3 separate regions of the Homo sapiens genome follow, and all the other regions are linked to region 1. A link is an interaction called in ENCODE POLR2A ChIA-PET data of the cell type or tissue named here. Cell type or tissue: GM12878. All regions are shown on one strand.

Region 1 (5,000 bases):
TAAGTGTACAGTTCAGTTACATTAAGAAAATTGTCAGGCCGGGCGTGGGGGCTCATGCCTGTAATCCCAGCACTTTGGGAGGCTGAGATGGACAGATCACTTGAAGTCAGAAGTTCAAGACCAGCCTGACCAATATGGTGAAACCCCGTCTGTCCTAAAAATACAAAAATTGGCCAGGCACGGTGGTGTGAACCTGTAGTCCCAGCTACTGGGAGGCTGAGACAAGAGAATCACTTGAACCCAGGAGACAGAGGTTGCAGAGAGCCAAGATTGAGCCACTGTACTCCGGCCTGGGCAACAGAGTGAGACTCAGTCTCAAAAAGAAAAGAAAATTCTCAGTTGGGCACAGTGGCTCACACGTGTAATCCCAGCACTTTGGGAGGCTGAGGTGGGCAGATCATCTGAGATCAGGAGTTTGAGACCAGCCTGGCCAACATGGTGACACCCTGGCTGTACTAAAAATACAAAAATTAGCCAGGAATGGTTGTGCACACCTGTAATCCCAGCTACTTGGGAGGCTGAGGCACGAGAATCACTTGAACCCAGGAGGCAGAGGTTGCAGTGAGCCCAGATTGTGCCACTGCACTGCGGCCTGGGCAACAGAGTAAGACCCCGTCTCAAAACAAAACAAAACAAAAACCAGAAAAAATAAATTCTCATAGTTGCCACTGACACCATCATTCATCTCCAGAACTTTTTCATCTTGCAAAACTAAAACTGTATCCACAAAACAACTCCCCGTTCCTCCTCCCTCCAGTTCCTGGAAACCACAATTCTACTTTCTGTTTCTATGAATTTGACAAGTTTAGTTACTTCCTGTAAATGTGATCATACGGTATTTGTTCTTTTGTGGCAGGTTTATTTCACTTAGCATAATGCCCTCAGGGTGCATTCATGTTATATGTACGAGAATTTCCTTCCTCTTTAAGGCTGAGTAATATTCCACTGTATAGATAGACCACATTTTGTTTATCCATTCATCTATCCATGGAGACTGGTTGCTTTCAACTTTTGGCTATTTTAGCTAATGCTGCCGTGAACATAGGTGTACAGATGTCTCTTTGAACTTTGCTTTCAATTCGGGTGTCTATGCAGAAGTAGAATTGATGGATCATATGACAATTCTATGTTTAATTTTTTTTTTTTTTTTGAGATGGAGTCTTGCTCTGTCACCCAGGCTGGAGTGCAGTGGCGCGATCTCCGCTCACTGCAACCTCCACCTCCCGGGTTCAAGCGATTCTCCTGCCTCAGCCTCTCGAGTAGCTGGGATTAGAGGCAGCTGCCACCACACCCGGCTAATCTTTGTATTGTTGTCCAGGCTGGTCTCAAACTCCTGACCTCAAATGGTCCACCCACCTCGGCCTCTCAAAGTGCTGGGATTACAGGCATGAGCCACCATGCCTGGCCTCTATGTTTAATTTTTTTAGGACTCTCCATACTGTTTTCCACAGTGGCTGCACCATTTTACATTGTCACCAGCAGCCCACAATGGTTTCAATTTATGGGGTTTTGTTTTGTTTTGCTTTTTTTTTTTTTTTTTTTTGGACAGGGTCTCACTCTGTTGCCCAGGCTGGAGTGCAATGGTGCAATCATAGCTCACTGCAGCCTTGACCTCCTGGGATCAAGCGATCCTCTTGCCTCGGCCTCCCAAGTAGTTGGGACTACAGGTGCATGCCACCATGCTCAGCTAATTTTTAAATATTTTTAGAAATGAAGTCTTCCTTTGTTGCCCAGGCTGGTCTTGAACTCCTGGCCCAACTGATCCTCTCTCCTTGGCCTCCCAAAGCATTGGGATAACAGTTGTGAGCTACCACTTCTAACCTATTTTCTGTTTTTTTGATAGTAGCCATCCTAATGGGTGTTAGGTAGTATCTCACTGTGGTTTTTATTTGTTTATTCATTTATTTATAGAGATGGAGTCTTGCTATGTTGCCCAGGCTGGTCTCAAACTCCTGGCCTCAAGTGATCCTCCCACCTCGGCCTCCCAAAGTGCTGGAATTACAGGCGTGAGCCACCGCACCTGGCCTGTGGTTTTGATTTGCATTTCCCTAATGATTGGTGACTTTGAGTATCTTTTCATAGGCCTATTGGACATTTGTCTGGCCTGGAATTTTAACAACTCTGTTTCAAAGGAAGCACAGAGTGTGGGTGTCAATCTCCTTGCCAATGTCAGGGCCGCCTGACCTCGTGGATAGCAGGCAGCCCAGAGCTGGCTCCTCGGGCCGGACAGAAGCTGGGCATGAGAGGCTGTCGTGGGAGTGACAATTCCACTAGGGGAATGCCAGATTGCCACTGAACTTTGTCACTAAGACCCACACCAAAGGCCCCAGAAAGCCCCAGTGACACTTTTGCCCCTAGATAGGAGGGTACCGACAGGAAATGCTGTCAGAAAAATGCCTCCTTGTACACTCAAAAATGGCTTTTGCCGTCTGCCCAGAGGGGCCCCTCTCCCCCTGACTCACCGTAGCAGCGCGTGGAGGACAATTTTGGCTGTGACAACGTCACGCCCGCTGCGGGGAGTTGATCTGCAAGCCACAAACGTCATTCATTCCTCTCCACCTCCAGGATTTGGAACATCTCCCCGGACCACAGATTTTTCCTTCAATCAACTTGCTTTTCCTTTAAAAAAAAAAAAAAAACTTAAATGAATTTATTTGGGAAGGAACTTTTATGCCACCACCACAAAAGGAAACAAAAGGAAACCAGGGCCATTTCCATAAGTAGAAAGCAACAGCAAAAGGACCTATATTTGTAGGGGTGGGGGTGAAATTAAACTTGCTTCCTGCTGTCGCCTGGTTGAAGCCTCAAGAGCCGGGACTAGGGTAGGGAGAGGGAGGTGCCCAGGCGTAGAATATAATGAGTCGCTCACTCGCAGGACCCTGGGATCCACAGCCTCACCCTCCAGTGAAGCTCTGGATCAAAGAGACTGCTCTTTTTGTTTAAAAAAAAAAATTGAAAGGAGACAAAAAGGGAAAGAAATAGGCCAGGCGCAGTGGCTCACGCCTGTAATCCCAACAGTTTGGGAGGCAGAGGCGGGAGGATCGCTAGAGCTCAGGAGTCCAAGACCAGCCTGGGCAACATAATGAGACCCCTGTCTCATTATAAAAAAGTAAAGAAAAAAAATGGGGAAGGAAATTAAAAACCGAAAGCGACGACTGAAGTGTTTAGAGGTGTCAGAGATATAGCTGTGAAAAACTCAGACTTCTTTTTTTTTTTTTTTTTTTTTTTGAGACAGAGTTTCGCTCTGTCGCCCAAGCTGGAGAGCAGTGGCGTCATCTCGGCTCACTGCAACCTCTCTGCCTCCCAGGTTCAAGCAATTCTCCTGCCTCAGCCTCCTGAGTAGCTGGGATTACAGGCATGCGCCACCATGCCCGGCTAATTTTTGCACTTTTAGTAGAGGCAGGATTTCACCATGTTGGCCAGACTGGTCTCAAACGCCTGACCTCAAGTAATCCACCTACCTCAGCCTTCCAAAGTGCTAGGATTACAAGCATAAGCCACCATGCCTGGTCTATTTTATTTATGTATTTATTTTATTTTATTTTTTTGAGACAGAGTCTCACTCTGTCACCCTGGCTGCAGTGCAGTGGTGCGATTTCGGCTCACTGCCACCTCTGCCTCCTAGGCTCAAGTGATCCTCCCACCTCTGCCTCCCAAGTTGCTGAGACTACAGGTGCACACTACCATGCCCAGCTAATTTGTGGAGTTTTTGTAGAGATGAGGTCTCGATATGTAGCCCAGGCTGCTCTTGAACTGCTGGACTCAAGCAATCTTCCTGCCTCGGTCTCCCAAAGTGCTGGGAATACAGGCATGAGCCACTGCACCCGGCCTGTTTTTTTTTTTTGTTTTTGTTTTTTTTTTTTATGGAGGTGAGATTGACATGACATAAAATAGACCCTTTTAAAGTGCATGGTTCAGCGCCATTTAGTACATTCACTACGTTGAGCAACCATCACCTCTATCTAGTTCCAGAATGTTTTCAACACCGCAAAAGGAAACCCCGTCCTCATTACCACTCATTCCTCATTCCTCCTCCCCAGCCCCTGGCAACCACCAATCTGTTTTCTGGCTATGAATTTGCCTATTCTGGACATTTCATATAAATGGAATCGTGCACTATGTGACCTTCTGTGTCTGGCTTCTCTCACTCAGTATCATGTTTTCAAGGTTCATCCACCCTGTAGCATGGATCAGAGCCTCGTTCCTTTTTATGGTTGAATTAAAAATCGCTTTTTATGGTAATTGTGAACCGTGCTGCTATGAACATGGGTGTATAAGTATCTGTTTGAGGTCAGGCACAGTGGCTCATGCCTGGAATCCCAGCGCTTTGGGAGGCTGAGGTGGGCAGATCATTTGAGGTCAGGAGTTTGAGACCAGCCTGACCAACACGGTGCAACCCTCTCTCTACTAAAATACAAAAATTAGCCGGGCATGGTGGTGGGTGCCTGTAATCTCAGCTACTCGGGAGGCTGAGGCAGGAGAATCACTTGAACCCAGGAGGTGGAGGTTGCAATGAGCTGAGATCGCGCCACTGCACTCCAGCCTGGACAAGAGTGAGACTCCATCTCAAAAAATAAAATAAACATAAGTATCCATTTGAGTGTCTGCCTTCAGTTTTCTCAGGTGTATACTCAGGAGCAGAATGGCTGGATCACAGGGTCACTCTACACGTAACTTTTTGAGGAGCCGCAAACTGTTTTCTATGCCTGGAAAGAAGTGAAAGGGAGACCTCCATCCAAGGGACAGAGCCCTGGGGATGGGTTGATTCTCACCAATGCTTTCCCATCGCTTCTTTCTGGGACTGGCTGGGACCGTCAGTGCCATCTGTGGCCCTATTTCTCGGGAACCCACAAGCCCACAACAGAAGAGGCCCAGAGGCATGCGGAGGGGTTGACCCGGGTGGGCACCCAGCCTGAATAAGCCCCCTTCCTCCCCTGGCCTTCCCCACCCATCGAAAGTCAAGGGAAGGATTCTGAGACCCCCGTCCTCACAGTGCCCCC
Region 2 (5,000 bases), 380 kb before region 1:
GCAGGGGTGCTGGGGGTAGAGGCGAGTGTTCCCAAGAGGCGCTGGCTAGAAGACCCTCACCCCAGCTGGGACACCATCCATCCCATCCCCTCCATGTGACCTGGCATACCCCCAGCAGCTCCAGAGGCCGAGGTGGGGCTGGGGGTGGACATGTACCTGCCCTTCCTCCACCATCAAGGAGCCAAGGTCCCAGGCCCACCTTTCTTGGGGATTTAGAGGGGTTTATCCGACCCCCGGCAGGACTGAAGGGCCACGGGCAAGGAGTTATCACTGCAGACACTAGTGTTGCTTCTGGCACACTAGGTGTTATGTTAGACTCTGGACAGCCAGAGATAGAGCTTTTTTGTTTTTTTGAGACAGGGTTTCGCTCTGTCACCCAGGCTGGAGTGCAGTAGCACGATCTTGGCTCACTGCAACCTCTGTCCCCTGGGGTTCAAGCAATTATCCTGCCTCAGCCTCCCAAGTAGCTGGGACTACACGCATGCACCACCATGTCCGGCTAATTTTTGTATTTTTAATAGGGACTGGGGTCTTGCTATATTGCCCAGGCTGGTCTCGAACTCTTGGACTCAAGCAATCCACCTGCTTCCATCTCCCGAAGTGCCGGAATTACCGGCGTGAGCCACTGTGCCTGGCTGACAGTAAGAGCTTTCCGGGATTTTTTTTTTTTTTTGAGACAGGGTCTCACAGTTGCCCAGGCTGGAGTGCAGTGGCGCAATCTCTGCTCACTGAAATCTCCGCCTCCCGGTTCAAGTGATTCTCCTGCCTCAACCCACTGAGTAGCTAGGACTGCAGGCACCCGCCACCACGCCCAGCTAATTTTTGTGGTTTTAGTAGAGACGGGGTTTTGCCATGTTGGCCAGGCTGCTCTTGAACTCCTGGCTTCAAGTGATCCGCCCGCCTCGGTCTCTCAAAGTGCTGGGATTACAGGCATGAGCCACTGCACCTGGCTGACAGTAAGAGCTTTTATTACCCATTTTCAGACAAGGCAACAGAGACCAGAAGCAAGGAAGTGATCTGTCCAAGGTCAAATGCACCATCCACCGTGCAGGCCATGACGCAGGTTCCCCTCTGGGCCCACACGAACCTCATACCACATATGGAACCGGAGTCACTGGTTCTGCCTGGGCTGCGCCCCAAGGGCAGTGATGTGTGAACTTGGGTATATGGGCACAGGAAGGAAAGTAAGCTGGGGGTCTACGGGGACCCCTCAAAGTCTGAAGTATCCAGACTGGGTCTCGGCTGTCCAGGCAGGGCACAGGAGGGAGAGGGGCCTGGACAGGGCAGGAGGGCTATTCAGGGCAGATGCAAAGGCCAAGTCAAGGGCAGAGCGCAGGAGTGTGTGTTGGGGGCGGGGGTTGCCAGATGTGGGAGGTGTTGGGGGAGGCCTCCGCGTAGCCGCATGTGGGCTGTGGGGCATTTGGTCAATCCCATGCCTGCCTGACCAGCTACCTGTGCAGCCAATTCCACAGGCCCTAATCCCTGTGTTTTGCTGGAATCTTCCCTGGCATCTGCTTTAGGCTTCCCAGCCCTGAGCCATAAGGGAGGAGGCCCTTGCTGAGAGGGCCCCTCCTGGGAGAAACCCGAGACAGCCCCGAGTCATGTGACCGGCACTGCACACCTGGGTCCGTGGGGTCCAAGGACTCAGGCCCAGCCTAAGGGATGGTGTCTCACCCAGGAAGCTCAAGGTGGGCAGGGAGTGGGGGGCTGGCCCCCCACCCTCTCCAGGGCTCAGGGGCTGGTCGCTGAGCAGGACCTACAGCAGGAGGAGGCCTGGGGACCTGCTGAGACCAGGTGGCTGTCTCCAGGAAGCAGCCTTGCCCGTCTCCTGCCTCTGGGGTAGCCCTCAAGGCTGGGACCCCGCCTGCCAGCCCAGGAGGGCGCCAGGGGATGCGCCACGAGGCTAACAGGTGAGCCTGAGTGACTCATGCGGATGAGGGCTTCCTGTGCAGCCATCCCTGTCTGCCTGCGGCCGGGGCAGGGCCCCTCCACCACTGGGTCTGGCCCTCGCTGTGTTTCAGGGAGGAGAAGCCAGGAGGGGAAGTGGGGGGTGGCACTGAGTCTGCGAGCGAGCGTCTGCATCTATCTGCCGGAGATCGCCACTCTGGGCATGCGCAGGAGGCCAGGGAGGCCCCCACTGTCTCAGGAAACGGCGGCCGATTTCCTGTCTCTGAATCTGACACATTAACATCTCTGAGCAGTGGAATGACTCTGACAAGTGGGCACCCATCCTCCCCGGGCCCCGCACTTCCCCATCTAGACCTACTCAAACCTTAAATGAGCTACTTGGGGGAGCCCAGGGGAGGCCCTAGAGGCTGGACTCCTGGCATCCACCCTGGGGGCCTGGCCCCCTTCCCCATAGACAGATGGGGCCACCTGACCCTCTGCCTCCTGCCCCTGGGCTCCCTGGGATGATGTCAGTCAGGGGCTCCTGGAGGGGCCCCTGCTGCCCCCAGTGTCCTCTATCCCTTGTCTGCTCCAACCTCAGTTTCCCCATCTGTGCTTGGGAATGCTGACAAACACACTCCACTTCTCTGTCTGGACACAAGTCTTCTTGGCCCCCCTAGAACTCCAAGTGAGAGAGAAGCAGGGAAGAAGGGCCGGACTCGGCCCCTCCTTCGGGGCGGCCCCTGTTCCCTGCAGGCCGGCTCGGTTTCACCTTCCCAGGAGTGGCTGCCAGAGCCCACAGCACTCTCCTTCCGCCTTGGGTTCTGGGAGAGTCTGATGGCCTCTGAGGACAGGGATTTATGGATCTAGTATTGTTCCTGACCAGGGAAACTTGATCTTCCTTCCTACCACCTCCAAAGTCACCTTTAGGCAGGGCAGGCAGGGACCGGGGCTGGGTGAGCTGTGTCTGGTTTGGTGTCGGCTGGTGTCCAGCCCCAGGCTCCAAGTCTGGGTCCAGGCCCCTCCCTTCCTCTTCCCTGCCACCTCCCTGGGTCCCTGGTCAGCTCCGATTGCTCCTGGCTTGGGAGAAGTCCTAGGTGCCTTGTGGCAGCCTTCACTGGTGTCAGTTACTCCTGCTTCCCCGGCGCTCACGTGGCCCCGGCCACCCTTAGATGAGGAAGGACGCTAACCTGGCAGAGGGTCAGGGAGGAAGGCTGGGGAGTTACTGCAAGGGGTGGGGGAGGGGACAGCTGGCAGGGCACAAGCCAACCTCCTCTTCCTCAGAACAAATCCAGGAAGCATTGCCCAGTGACCCTTCTGGGGACAGGCTGGCACCTGCCAGAATGTGGAGTGGCAGGGAAATGAAATTCCCTGGGACCACTGTGAAAGGCGACTAAGCTACCGCCTGACCAAAGTGAGCCCCAGAGAGTTCTGTGGACAGCAGGGTTGCTACAGCCTGCCCTCATGGGTACAGAGTACCCTCCTGGGAACACTACCAAGATGGGGGAGACAGAGGCCACCTCCCCATGCCTAACAGCTACTTAGAGTCCGGCCTAGCTCTGTCTGACCCAAAGACCATGCCTTGCTCTTGACTTGCTCTTGACTTCTTGCTCTTTTTTTTTTTTTTTTTTTTGAGACAGAGTCTTGCTCTGTTACTCAGGCTGGAGCGCAATGACATGATCTCGACTCACTGCAACCTCCACCTCCCAGGTTCGAGCGATTCTCCTGCCCCAGCCTCCCCAGTAGCTGGTGCTACAGGCACACGCCAACACGCCGGGCTAATTTTTGTATTTTTATTAGAGACGGGGTTTCATCATGTTGGCCAGGCTGGTCTTGAACTCCTGACCTCAGGTGATCCGCCTGCCTCAGCCTCCCAAAGTGCGGGGACTTGGTCTTGACTTTGAAGCACCAGGGCCCCCCTGAGGGAGTGCGGGAAGAGCTGGAGAAGCCAAGGTCAAGAGTGGAAGGACTTGGGGAGTGGTGGAGCCTGGAGCTGTGTGCCCACTCCAGACCCTGGCTCTAGGGAGCCTGGACCCTGAAGCAGGTAAGACCCACACCCAGGGCGTGGATCAGGACCCATCAGACACTCTGGGCGCCAAGCAGAGCCATCCACTGGTGACATGCGAGGCCTCCTGCAAACAGTCAGCCATGCAGGAGCTGATGGGACATGATGGCTGTGCTAGGTGCTCCTCTAGGCTGTTCTGGGTCAGGCTGGTGCTCCTCAGTCATTCCACAGAGACTGAGCACTGACAGAGCCCTGCCTGCAGGTGGGCACCCCCACCATCCCATTATTGTAACTTCAAGTAGTGTTAAGTGTTAAGAAGACCAGCGGGGCGCAGTGGCTCACACCTATAATCCCAGCACTTTGGGAGGCCGAGGCAGGCAGATTACTTGAGGTAAGAAGTTTGAGACCAGCCTGGCCAACATGGCAAAACGCCATCTCTACCAAAAAATACAAAAATTACCCTGGTGTGGTGGTGCGCCCCTGTAATCCCAGCTACTCGGGAGGCTGAGGCAGGAGAATCGCTTGAACCCAGGAGGCAGAGGTTGCAGTGAACTGAGATCGCACCACTGCATCCGGCCTGGGTGACACAGCGAGACTTTGTCTCAAAAACAAACAAACAAGAAGACAGAGAGTGAGCAATGGGGGTAGGGGCAGGGAGGTGTGGAGTCAGAAAGGTAGTGTCTGAGCAGCGACCTAAGGGAGACAAGAGGCAAGCTCCCAGAGGGTCTGGGGCAGGGAGTGCTCCTGGCAGAGGGTACCGAGAGTGCAAAGGTCAGGAGGCAGGACTGAGCCTGGCGGGTTTGTGGAGCTGTAGGAAGGCAAGAGGGGCTGGACCAGGTATGTGAGGGGATGGGTGGAAGTGGGCGAGGCTGGGAGGCTGGCAGGCCAGAGTTGAAGGGGCTTGACATTTGCTAGTAGGGGCACAGGGTGTGTGGAGCATTTTTGCATTTTGTTTTTGTTTTTTTGTTTTTGAGACGGAGTTTCACTCTTGTTGCCCAGGCTGGAGTGCAATGGTGCAGTCTTGGCTCACTGCAACCTCCACCTCCTGGGTTCAAGCGATTCTCCTGCCTCAGCCTCCCAAGTAGCTGGGATTACGGCGCCCACCACC
Region 3 (5,000 bases), 170 kb before region 1:
GCTTCTCTCCACATGCAGTTGTGAAACATTTCTCCTTCCTCCCCTTTGAGCCACCATCTTCTGTCTGACCTCAGGGCAGCCCCTCTCTCTCACAGATGCTCCTTCCCCTCCACCATACCCCTCCTCCCCCTCCAGGTTGCAGCTGGGAAGCCCCCTCCTCCGGGAAGCCTTCCCTGACTTGCAACTCTGTTGCGCTCACCATCATGGCACGTCCACACCACAGTGGCCTGTGGTCTGTTTCCACTCCAAAGTGTTCACTGTCCAGCCCCAACCTTTGCACTCTGAGCTCAGCAGAGCAGAGCTGAAAAGAGTTCTAGAAGCTAGGGCCCGAGCAGAGGGCACAGAGGCGGGATCCCCCTGCCTCATCAGATGCTGGCAGGTAAGGGGCAGGGTAAGACCAGGAGACAGGGGCATGGTGCCTAGCAGGGCAGGAGAGAAGAGGCCTCCGGCATAGCGCCCTTAAGTTGCAGGTTCAAATCCAGGCTGTGCGCCGTCATGTCAGCACGACAGGACACCCACGTCACTCCTCTCAATTCTGTCTCTCCACGGGGGAGCTGGGGAACGAGAGCCTCCCAGGGTGGCTGTGGGGGTTAGAAATAATTTTCGGCAATTCCACACATCTTTTTTGGAGCATCTTCTATGTGCCAGACACTGAGGGGCTGGGTACAAAAAAGTCGATTCTATAGCGTACCAGTGTTGTGAAAGAAGATAAAGCCAGGAAAAGTGGCTATGAGTGTGTGTGGGTTTGGGAGTGTGTGTGTTTTTTTTTTTAATCGTATTTTTAGAGACAGGGTCTTACTCTGTTGCCCAGGTTGGAGTGCAGTGGTGGGATCATAGCTCACCACAGCCTCTGAGCTCAAGGGATCCTCCTGCCTCAGCCTCCCAAGTAGCTGGGACCACAGGGCGTGTGCCACCGTGCCCAGCTAATTTTTAATTTTTTTGTAGAAATGGGGGCCTCGTTATGTTTCCCAGGCTGGTCTCAAACTCAAGCGATCCTCCCGCCTCATCCTCCCAAAGTGCTGGGATTACAGGCACGAGCTACTGTGCCCGGCTGTTGCAATTTTATTTTATTTTATTTATTTATTTGAGACAGAGTCTTGCTCTGTCATCCAGGCTGGAGTGCAATGGCGTGATCTTGGCTCACTGCAACCTCTGCCTCCCAGGTTCAAGCGATTCTCCTGACTCAGACTCCTGATTAGCTGGGACTACAGGCACTCACCACCACACCCAGCTAATTTTTGTATTTTTAGTAGAGACAGGGTTTCACCATGTTGGTCAGGCTGGTCTCGATCTCCTGATCTCAGGTGATCCACCCACCTCGGCCTTCCAAAGTGCTGGGATTACAGGCATGAGCCACTGTGCCCGGCTGTTGCAATTTTCAACAGGATGATCAGGAAAGGCCATCTCCCCTGGAGAAGATGACATTTCAGCAAACCCCTGTGAATTTGAGAGAGGAGCACGCAGGTGTTCAGTTCAGGAGAGTTAGAAGAGCATCCTGGGCAGGGTCACAGCCCGTGCAAAGGCCCTGGGGCTGGACCGTGCCTATATGTTTGAATAACGGTGGCAGCTGCATCGAGGAAGCGGGTTGTGAGCTGGTGAGGAGAGTGGGAGGAGGTGAGAGCAGGGAGGTGCCGGGAACAGACTGTGCAGGACTCGCCTTGTACTTTAAACACACAACTGCTCCCCAAATGGGGCCGCCCCTCTGCCCAGCCTTCACTCCCAGAAGCCACTAGGGGGCGTTCTGGGGCAGGGTCGGCCAACCATGGTCAGGCCCCCGCCTGCCTTTGTACAGCTGGTGAGCTAAGAATGGTGTTTACATTTTTAAAGGACTGAAGAGAAGAAGAGAAAAGAGAACAGGCCACAGAACCCGTCTGCGGCCCGCAAAGCTTGCAGGATTTACCATCGGGCTTTCTACAGAAAAGTCAGCCAACCTCTACTCTATTTTATTTACGTATATATTTTTTTGAGACAGGGTCTTGCTCTGTTGCCCAGGCTGGAATGCAGTGGCGCGATCACAGCTCACTGCAGCCTTGACCTCCCAGCTCAAGTGATCCTCCTGCCTCAGCCTCCCGGGTAGCTGGGACGACAGGCGTGCGGCACCATGCCCAACTAATTTTTAAATTTTGTATTCTGTAAAGAAGGGGGTCTCGCTTTGTCGCCCAGGCTGGTCTTGAACTCCTGGACTCAAGTGATCCTCCTGCCTCAGCCTCCCAAAGTGCTGGGATTACAGGCGTGGGCCACTTTTTCCCACTGGCAACCTCTACTCTACAGCCATCACTGCCAACCCAGGACAATTCTGCCCCTGATCCCAGTATGTTTAGCAATGTCTGGAGACTTTCTGAGGTGTTACGACTGTGGGGCTGGAGGTGTCACTGACATCCATCGGGAAGAGGCTAGGGTGGCCTCTGAGCATCCTATAGTACAGAGGACAGCCTCCCACAGAGAATGATGCAGTGCCGAAGTCAGGAGTAATGGAAATCGTCTAGGAAATCCTGTCTGGGAAAGCCAGCCCCGGACCCCTCACCTCCTCAAGGGATAAGAAGGAGAATCCATCTGGCTTCCTGACCTGATCATTTGTGACCTGCAGGGTATTTTTAGCCTCTGAGGGAGGGGCACTGGCTATTCTGAGTTTTTTTGTTTTTTTTTTTTGGCGGGGTGGGGGGGGGCAAGGTTATTTTTGGCCTGGGCATCTATTTATTGAATTTTTATCTCCCCCCAAATTTTGGAACAGGAGACAGTGAAGGCAGGGGCATTTTTTTTTTTTTTTAAGAGTCAGGATCCTGCTTCGTCGCCCAGGCTGGAGTGCACTTGTGCAATCATAGCTCACTGCAGCCTCAAACCTCTGGGCTCAAGCCATCCTCCCACCTCAGCCTCCTGAGCAGCTGAGACTACAGGTACATATTCACGATGCCCAACTATTAAAAAAAAAATTTTAGAAACGAGTCTTGCTATGTTGCCCAGGCTGATCTCAAATTCTTGTCCTCAAGCAATCCTCCCACCTCGGCTTCCCAACATTCTGGGTTTACAGGTGTGAGTCACCACACCTGGGTCAGGTAAGACTTCTTGAACGCACACTGTGGGCCAGTGATGACTGTTGACACCTGGGATTCCCAAAGCAAAGCAAATCACAACATCCTCGCGCGCTTGGATCCTCCTCACAGACACAGACAGTAAACAAACAAGCGCAGAACATCAGGAAATTACAGACTATGTGAAAAGCCGTCCGCTGTACTGAACATCAGGAGGGGTGTGGGAAGCTGAGACTTTGCAGAAGGTGCCTGGGAGTAAACGTTACTGGGGAGGTGATATTTCAAGAGGGTGGGGGAGAAAAAGCCTCGAAAATATCTGGGGAAGGGTCCTCCGTGGCAGAACAGCCAGTGCAAACGCCCCGGGGTAGGATCACACTTAGCACACTGGACGAGCAACGAGGAGGGAGGAGATGGCCCAGAAAGACCATGAAGGGCCAGACCCCAGGACAGTCCAAGCCTGTGGGCTACTGCAGTCAGAGTTTGGGGCTACCCTCGAAAAGAAGACACACATGCCTTCTCCCCAACTCACATGACAGGAGAGTTTTGCTTTTTTGTTTTGGGTTTTTTTTTTTTATTGAGAATGAGTCTCGCTCTGTCGCCCACGCTGGAGTGCAGTGGCACAATCTCGGCTCGCTGCAACCTCCGCCTCCTGGATTCAAGCAATCCTCCCGCCTCAGCCTCCCTGGTAGCTGGGACTACAGGTGCACACCACCACGCCTGGCTAATTTCTGTACTTGTAGTAGAGATGGGGTTTCACCATGTTGGCCAGGCTGGTCTCGAGCCCCTGACCTCAGGTGATCCACCCGCCTCAGCCTCCCAAAGTGCTGGGATTACAGGTATGAGCCACCACGCCCAGCTGATAGGAGAGCTTTGATGGAAACCCCATATGTGTTGCTAGAGTGTGAGCTCCATGAGGACAGGACATGGCCACCACCCCCCATGGCGCCCCCTGCATGGTGCTGGGTGGGGAGGCAAGTGTGTGCAGATTGCATGACAAGGTGCACCCAGCCTTGCTCCAAGAAGTCCTGAGCACACAACTGCAGGTGCACAAAAGATGCAGACAGCCCCATGTGTGCACACAGACAGCTACTCCTTCTTGCAGCCCTGCCTCCCCCAGCATGACCACCCCCTCTGCAAAACACAAACACCAGCACAGGAGGGACCTTTATGAACACCGGATGAGTCTGATGGTCACGTGGCCACATGCACCCTTGGCTAGATCACCATCCAGGCCACACAGGCAGAGGACACCTATGCACAGGTGCAGACAGACAGACAGACATCTGGATTCTGGGGACACCGGGACCCCCTCCATGTTTCTACTTGGCCTCCCACCTCACTCCAGGACCCGTCTCTCCCCTTCCATCAGGGTGCCCAATAGCAACCACTTTGCCCCAAACCCAGCCTGGGAGGAGCTGTCTGTCTTGCCACGGCACCTTCAGGGTCACTGGGGTCAGGGTTTCAGACCCAGGGAACCCCCGCCTCAGGAGCCCCTCCCCCTGCCTCCCCACAGAGGGGCTGGAGGAGGGGAAGTGTCTGGCATCTGGAAATCAGATCCGTGAGAGGAACCCACACAGAAACGAGAGCCTTGTGTGTCCTTGGCCACATGTCTCGCCAGGGAGAAAGGAGGGGGTGGAGGGCAAAGACGATGCTCTGGCGGGGATGGCAGTGCTCCCACTCCTCCCGTTCCTCTTGAGGGGCACCCACTGCCACCCTCCCCACCGAGATGCCTGCGCTGGGGCTGAAGCAACACATGCTCTGCCACCAGCCTGGCAGGGTAGGGAGGACGCAGACGCCCCGAGATGCAAGCGTCACACAGCCTCACATGCAGGTGGAGAGGCCACCCGCCAGGAGCCCAAACTGCTGGATGCAAACACACTCCCGTGCAGCTGAGGCGCCTGTAGGCTCCTCCCCAACGTGCCCACAGGGTCCTCCAAGGCCCCCCAGGAGAAAGGGCTCCCCTGGGCAGGC

What was found. Peaks named below come from ENCODE experiments on the same cell type or tissue, not always from the same donor. Only the 100,000 strongest peaks of a DNase experiment are listed, where the experiment ranks them.
Region 2: POLR2A ChIA-PET joins it to region 1 with 6 read pairs; 2 of 35 experiments call an interaction of 5 or more read pairs at or near these places.
Region 3: POLR2A ChIA-PET joins it to region 1 with 7 read pairs; 5 of 35 experiments call an interaction of 5 or more read pairs at or near these places.

What each region holds. Positions count from the first base shown.
Region 1 is chr19:14,367,481-14,372,480 of GRCh38, forward strand. No RefSeq gene overlaps it. Among named protein-coding and RNA genes, the nearest start is that of LINC01841, 6.0 kb to the left of the region's middle. RefSeq lists an enhancer at 3,313-3,382. In GM12878, no CTCF peak of the experiment used is centred here; a DNase peak (open chromatin) is centred at 2,381; H3K4me3 peaks cover 1,101 bases; H3K27ac peaks cover 3,808 bases.
Region 2 is chr19:13,984,525-13,989,524 of GRCh38, forward strand. The region is part of intron 2 of RFX1 (regulatory factor X1); the gene reads right to left. Among named protein-coding and RNA genes, the nearest start is that of RFX1, 19 kb to the right of the region's middle. RefSeq lists enhancers at 717-1,608, 1,635-1,684, 2,500-3,390. In GM12878, no CTCF peak of the experiment used is centred here; a DNase peak (open chromatin) is centred at 2,087; H3K4me3 peaks cover 1,300 bases; H3K27ac peaks cover 2,568 bases.
Region 3 is chr19:14,198,666-14,203,665 of GRCh38, forward strand. All of the region lies in intron 1 of ADGRL1 (adhesion G protein-coupled receptor L1), which reads right to left. Among named protein-coding and RNA genes, the nearest start is that of ADGRL1, 5.0 kb to the right of the region's middle. In GM12878, a CTCF peak has its summit at 1,721 (motif pointing right); no DNase peak of the experiment used is centred here.